2 separate regions of the Homo sapiens genome follow, and region 2 is linked to region 1. A link is a contact called in ENCODE Hi-C data. All regions are on one chromosome and are shown on one strand. The core of a region is the stretch at or near the end of the contact, and the rest is flanking DNA. Distances in the headings are between cores, read along the strand shown.

Region 1 (3,694 bases), core at 720-3,219:
TGACGGCCCCTCCATCATCTACACATTCATTATGGGTTAAAGGACCTGTACACCCACTTTAGGACTTAAAGCAAAGTGCACAGTCCACACTCTCTGGATCACAAGACTATTAGTACATGCCAGATGCTTCTGTGCAACCCTTGTGGCAGTAGAAACACTGCCTATCCTGCTAATCCTTTTATTATTAAGTTTAGCAGTGCTGCTTAGCTCAGAATGAAATTCAAGCTCCCCCAGAAAATTCAATGGGAGCCTACTTTCCTGGGAGATCATGGGGCATCACATTCCTACCTTGACACTTGTCCGGCTGTCAGGTTACAAATTAATTGCAACTGCCCCCAACATGTCACACACTCCCACTAACAAAAATTAAATAAAAATAAAACAGGGAAAGTCCTTTCATTCCTTCATGGTTTGCACAGCCTAGAGGCTGATTCCTACTCTGGGAGATGCTGCCCCACTCACCTCCCACTGACATGGGTGGTGTGCCCTGTATTACACTAAAAAAAAAAAAAAAAAAAAAAAGCTCAGTCCCAGAGCCTCAAGACTCGACTAGGGTAGGTGAGAAAGGAAATCCCAGAGATAAACAGTTAAATAGATTTAGAAGTCAGAAGTTAATTGTGCTGAGCCCTGACACAACCTTTCCTGATTGTGTGCGCACCGAGTGGGGCATCTTTGGGGTCCTGGAAGAGGGGCTCCCACCTGCCTACATATTCACCCACAGCAAATATGCACACGCACGCGCAACCACATGCACACACACACCTTTGCACCTCACACTAGCTCTCCTGACAGCCCAGAGGCACTTACTACCCGAGGACAGGGCTGCCAGCAAAGCTGCCTTCTCCCAAACAACTCGCCTTCTCCTCCAACTTGGGCGACAGTGAATGTCCACCAAGATTCCACGGGGCTCTTTTACCCAGGACCCAGGTTCCTGCAGGGCTCCCCACTTGCTGGCCTCACAATCCCTTTTCCTTTCTCCGAAACACTCAGACTTCACACATTCCTTTCGAGGTAGCTCCAGTCCGGCGCAGCGCGCGCTCCATCCCTCAAGGCTGGCGCCCAGGGCAGCCCGGCCTCTCTCACTCTGGGGAAACTTCGCCACCGCCCCACGCGGAGAACTAAAGACCACCGGCGGAGGGTGAGGGGGACCGACACGGAGCGGAAAGCAGGTTCCGGGACTGAGGGCGTCTCCGGAGCCTGGGCGCGGGAGACAGAAATGAGTGAACCCAGCTGATGCATGCCTTCTCCACGTGGAAGAAGGGAGGAAATACCAGTGGGCGACATGCAGGTGCCCCTCTCAGCCCTCGGAGCTCCCATCTCCTGGCGGAGTAGGGCCCAGAGGGGCCAGAGTCCCTCCGGAGGCAGCTGCCCCGCGCCCCTAGCCCGGGCGCAGTGAGACGCGCGCGCAGGGTGCACGCGAGGGGAAGGAGACTGGGCGCGGATAACGCGTGCCTGGCGCTTGCAGGGCACCATGCCCCTCCATGCCAGGATAAGGCCCCCCACCCTCAGAGGCCTGAGGAATCGAAATCTGGCTTTCTAGCAGTCCCCCAATCCCCTCCGGGAGTGGGTTCCTTGTTCTCGCATGCCCACCGCAAAGGCCCCCCGCCCTGCTCCCGGCGTGTGCCCCGCGCCCTCGCCCGGTTCCACGCGCACCTGGATGTGGCAGGAGATCTCCGAGTCGTCCAGCAGCCGGATGGTGCATCTCATCTCCTGGCTGAGCGATTTGACGCTGGAGCTCCGAAAGTGGATCATTTTCATGGTCCTCCTGCCTCTCGGCACACAGTGGCAGGAGGCGAACATGCACCGCGGCCGTGGGGAGCGAGCGGGAGGCTCAGGGCCGGCGCGGTGCTCGCCTGCGCGGACACACACGCTCGCACGCACTGTCCGGGACACCTGGGCGCGGCTCAGCCCCGGGACATCGGCAGCGTCGGGCGCCTGCGGACACACATGCCCAGCGGCCGGGGCGCGGCGGGCGGGTCCCTCCCTCTGTTCGCTCGCCTCCGCCTCGCCCCCTCCTTTCCCCGCCTCCTTCTGTCGCGCGCGCTCGTGCGCCTCCCTCTGCCCGGGCTCGCTCGCCGAGGACGCCCAGAGCCTGAGACCCCCGGCGGGCTCGCGACGCACTCACTCCCACGCGCGCCGAGCAGCTGAAGGAGGAGGCGGAGGGATGGCTGGCGCGGCTGGCCCGGGTGCCCTGGTGGTGGCCTGCTCAGTCGCAGCCGCCGCTGCGTCAAGCTGGGCCCGACTGCCTTCCTCAGCCTCACCGCCTCCTCCCTCCCCTGGCCGCTGTCGCTCGGGCTCCCGGTTGTGCTCGTCCCGGCCCCGGCTCCCCAACGCGCTCGACAGCGCCCTGCTCTGCTCAGCTCCAGGGACCTGGCGCGGGTAGGGGACGGAGAGCGATCCTGACCCACACCGCCAGGGGGATTCCGCCTCGGGAAAGGATTGCTGGGCCCAGGGCGAGTGACAGAGAGAGTGACAGCCCTGACACGGCTACACCAGGAATATCGCTAATAGTAAAAATCTCTGGTACTCATGGAGATTGTTTAAGCCATTGTTTTATTTAATGCTAGCTAGGACTCAGTCTCTTTCTCCAAAAAAGAGCCTTCCATGTGCAAATCCTCCTTTAAATCTCCCAACATCTTAGTGTGATCTTTGATAGCATACCTTTGACCCGAGCAAGAGGGATAGGTTCCTATCCTACTCCCCTGCTTTACAGACCTCCTCCAGTTCCCGGTTGCTCAGGAATTAAGAGGTCTAATGGCAAAGCGGATGTGCCCCATCCCGTTTTAGTCCAATCTCTGGGTATTGAGGACTCTGGAATTCCCCACGCGCCTCCAGGGTGTTGAAGGTAGGAGGTATCCTGCCTCTCTGTTGTCCCCAAGGTGGCTAGAGCCACTGTGTCAGGTACCGTAGGCCCGAGAGTGGCCAGGAGCAGCTGTTGAGTCAGGGGTATGGAGCTTGAATGTGAGCACTAGAATGTCCAGGAGCTGGGAGAGATGGAAGTCCTCTCACCCTGTTGCTCTTGCCGGAGCAGAACAGGTCATTAGGAAGGAACATTTGTTAGAAGAGGAGGTGTTGACCAGCTGTCAGCTTTTTCAAGGTTTGTGCCTGCATAGAGTCCCCTCATCCAAAGATATGCCCTGTCCTGGGGGTCGAGGAAGAGTGGCACACAAATTTTACCTGCCCTGGACAGTCTGGTGGGCCATATATTCTCTAGGACACCTAGTGGGGTTGGCTAAGGTTTGGGGGAGTCCGCATTGCATTTGGACTTCTCTCTCTGCCTGCTCCTGCCTCCTCTCCCTGTTGATCACTAATAAATACCACACAGGACAAACTCAGTCTCAGTATCTGCTCCTGGAAATTCCAAATTGCAACAATTTGTCAAGATAGGAGGATAGAGAATGTTTTATGTAGCACTCAATAGCTGACTATTGCTTATGAATATTTAGATGATAGTATGGGGCATTCATGTAGGCTCTTGAGCTGGGCCCTTCAAATGTTAGGGCAGATCCTGATGGAGAGGTCAGTATTGAGGGTATGGGAAGATGTGGATTTCATTCTTGGCCCAGCTACTGGCTAATCCTGGGGATCTTTGAAAAGTCTCTCCATTTCTTTTCTCATTTCAAAGGAGAGAACACCTGTTCATCCCACAGGTGGCTGGGAAGCTGGTATGACACCGGGTCAGTGGAGGACATCT
Region 2 (3,694 bases), core at 718-3,217, 280 kb after region 1:
GATTTAACACCTGGTGAAATAAAAAATTGTGTTATTTCATGTTCTGTTCTTCAGATAACCAAACAGTATCTTTCACTTTGGCTTCTTAAAAATTAGGGTTCACAGGCCAGGTGTGGTGGCTCACACTTGTAATCCCAGCACTTTGGGAGGCAGAGGTGGGCAGATCACGAGGTCAGGAGTTCCAGACCAGCCTGGCCAACAAGGCGAAACACCGTCTGTATTAAAAATACAAAAAAAAAAAAAAAAAAAATTAGCCAGGCGCCTGTAATCCCAGCTACTCAGGAGGCTGAGGCAGGAGAGCTGCTTGAACCTGGAAGGCAGAAGGTGCTGTGAGCCGAGATCGCGCCATTACACTCCAGCCTGGGCAACAAGAGCAAAATTCCGCCTCAAGAAAAAAAAAAAATAGGGTTCACAATCAGCAAGTGTGAAGTGCATACTAAAACTCTGCTCCAAACACACTTACTGTAAGTGATGTAAACCCAATGGGTATGCCCCAAACTCCATTTTTTTCTCATAGTTAAGTACTGAGATCCCTCTCCAATCTGCAGCTCCCACTTTCTGCAGGCCAAGAAAGTTAAACAAAAAATACAAGCAGGTACTCAGTGAGGACCTGAGGGATTCTCCCACGAGTAAAATACATCTATTTTCACACAAGGTTCTTTTGGTCAACTTCTGGGTTTTGCTCTTACTCCAGAATTGAAGCTACTATAGTGTTATAAATCTGTTGAGAAAAGAAATCTAGACTTCTATGAAGATTTTTAATATTTTAATTTGCCAAAAAGCTTCTCAAATATTTTTATAGCTACAAGTCACATTTATTAAATGATTCCAGTTACAATCCCAAGCACATTTACTACACAACAGACAATGCTAAATGGTGAAGAAAAGTGTCTCCGGCTTTTTAGTGTAAGACAGACGATCTTTCATTAGTTCTTCTAATGAAAGCACTTGCATCTACTCTGAAAAATCTGGCGAAGGTAAAGAGTGAAAAAGAGGAGGAAGAGAAAAGGCAATCAGCCAATTTGATAAACTATTTTTGTCGTTACTGTTCAATATTTATGAAGCACCTTAATGCTAGAGATCTGACAAAAATTCGGTAAGGCTGTTCCAAACAATAACAGAAAAAAAAATCACTTTTCAATAGCTGGCGGGGGAGGAGGAGGAGCACTATATTCAAAAAGTAATTCACTATACCTCATTCATGAATGAAAGCCAAATTTCACCCATAGGCTGTTAACCGATGCTCCGAAACTTATTCGCAAAGTACATAGAGAAAGAAATTGCGCTGGGCGAAACCTAACTCGGGCAGAGAAGCGGCTTCAAAACCTGAAAGGGAGAAAACGAGTCAGGTCGTTGCTCCAGAAATTTCCGAGCGCCCGGCTCCCCGGGAGGGAGCGCGGGCGCCAGCGGCGGGGAGGGGACGGTGGCACCTGTCACTCGAGCGGCCCCCACGGGGTCTCGGGAGGCTCAGCGGTCGCCGGCCTGGGAGTCGGGTGCGAGTCCCTCCCCGCCGCCCCGAGCCTTGCGCCGAGCGTCGGGCCGCGGCCCTCCCGTGCCCTCTGCCCAGCGGCTCCGGTCAGTGGGGCCCGTCGCCTCAGGCCGAGTCCCCGCCACCCGAGGCCGGGGCGCCGAGGGGAGCGCTGTCGAGCCGCTGCCTACGCCTCCGGGGTGCCGGAGCGGACACCCGCGAGGCGGGCCCGCCTCCGCGTACTCACCGGGCCTCCCGTGCCGCCGGCTCGGCCCTCCTCTCCCTCCTCCCCCCGCCGCCGCCTCTCCCGCGGCTCCCCGGGCGGCCGCACTGGGCGTTGGGACTGGTCTGGGTCAAGTGTCGGCAGAGCTGGGGGCAGGCTCGCGCCGGGCGGGGGTCGCGGTCGGCCCACAGGCTGGGCACTAACGGGTCCCGGGGCGCCGGGGCGGACCGCGGAGGTGAGCGCGGCTGCAGGCTGCGGTGAGGGGCGGGGAGAGCGCGGCTGAGAGCAGGCGGGCGGGCGGAGGGTGGAGGGAAGCCCGGGCGGAGGAGGCGGCGTGAGAGCCTCGGGGCGGGGGCGGGGGCGGGGGCGGGGCCTGGCGCGTCCGCCGAGCGCGGGGGTTTGTTTATTTTCGCGGTTGGTAGCGGCGCTGGCGCTGGTTAGAGGTTCGCCGGTGACGTGAGCGCCCGAGTTGGGGGAGAGGACCAGAACCACCTGCTGGAGAAGGGGAGCTACGGGGGCCGGGCAGGGTCCAAACGCCTCACGTAGGCGGCGGCGCCACGGTCTTCGGGGTCACAGGGAAGAGAAGGGCTCTCCTCAAGCGGGTGGAAGGAGGGAGGCCTCCCGAGGGAGTGAGACTCTAGGCCACTCCCCCGCAGCAAGGCAGGATCACCTGCGACGCGGAGAGCGGTTAGAGGGCCCTGGAGTGGAAAAGGGCAGTGGGACCTGGTAGCTTGGGTTCCCTGCAACTTGGGGTTCGACCTCCAGGCAATGAAGTAGGGATGGTCCTGCAAGTCAAGATTCCAGTAGCAAGAGTGCATCAGATCTCTGTAAGGAAAATAACTAACATTGCTCAGTTCCCTGTAGAGTTGCAGGGCGCTTTAACGTTATCTCCCTTGGTTCTCCATCAGGTCGTAGTGGACTAATTTTACAGGCGAAGTTAAGTGACTTACCCAAAACCTCACAGCTAATAAACGGCAGAGCCGGCACCCAGCTGTACTGGCTTCCAATTCTGTTAGCTTACCAGCGCATCACATTATCTCCATAAATCCCCATGATTCAACTAATATTAGACGCCCCACAGGTAAGATGCTTCAGAGTTAGAGGGGAGTTGAAGATACCTTTGCCTTCAAAGAAGTAAGGAATAAAACAAAGATAAAACAGACAATAAAAGACAAACCATGATAGGTGCCACGTGAAAAGTGGCAGAGTACTGCCGGGAATCAAAGAACCGTGTATATCTGTCTTGGGGATAAGGAAAGAAAGGCAGCATGAAGGAGTAGGCATTTGGGATTGACCTTGAAGGAGACAGGGAGAGTTTTACAGCAAGCAGGGATAGCATGAGAATATATATGAAGGCGAATCAGTGAAAGTTGTGTTGGGGAAAGAGCAAAGACTCCAGGGTATGTTGAGAGGTAGAAAAGACAAAGGAGTATGGGGCCTAAGATACCAAATGGATGAATTTATATTTAATTCAGTATTTTGAGTTTTTATGGTTCAGAAGTTTGGGGGAAGAAAAGGAAGGTTTTTTTTTTTCTTTGTGCTAGTGATTTATCTGTGAGGGGAAGCAGAAATCAGAGGTGGAAAAACGGACAGATCTACTGTAGGCCAGGTAAAAATGATGAGTCTGACCTAAAGGGACAGCTAGGGGAATTTAAAAGAGCATAGTTGAGAGATGATGTGCATGCAGTATCTATAGAATTTGGCAACTGATTGATTAATTGTGGGTAGGAAGAGAGAAATCAAAGAAAGTGGAGGTTTTGAGTTTGTAGATAATTGCAAGAGAGAAAAGAGACAATTACAAAGGAGAGGGAGCTACTTCTTGAGAGATCAGTTTAGATTTGGACATTTTAAGAATTCAAAGGGTTGTCAAGACAGCCAGAGAGACATGGACACTAATAAGTTAGAAATAAAGGTTTTGTAATATGGGAAAGAGGACTGAACTAGAAAATAGACTCATAAATAATCAGCCTAGGAGTGATATTGCTGTGAGATAAAAGAAGAAA

The links. A loop is a pair of places that touch in the nucleus more often than their neighbours do. Pooled maps may share reads with other maps.
Region 2: a pooled map shows a loop between it and region 1 (1.9-fold over the local background). The contact joins the promoter of GKAP1 here to the promoter of FRMD3 in region 1. A Hi-C loop is called at or near these places in 1 of 50 pooled maps.

The regions. Positions count from the first base shown.
Region 1 is chr9:83,536,432-83,540,125 of GRCh38, forward strand. FRMD3 (FERM domain containing 3) reads right to left here and starts at 1,970. Exons shown (of 14, transcript NM_174938.6): 1 at 1,654-1,970. The coding sequence starts at 1,800. RefSeq lists a silencer at 1-217.
Region 2 is chr9:83,815,802-83,819,495 of GRCh38, forward strand. It overlaps GKAP1 (G kinase anchoring protein 1), which reads right to left and starts at 1,968. Exons shown (of 13, transcript NM_025211.4): 1 at 1,716-1,968; 2 at 1,195-1,326. LOC101927552 (a long non-coding RNA gene) reads left to right here and starts at 1,865. Exons shown (of 6, transcript XR_001746793.2): 1 at 1,865-1,926; 2 at 2,600-3,694. RefSeq lists a silencer at 1,343-2,162.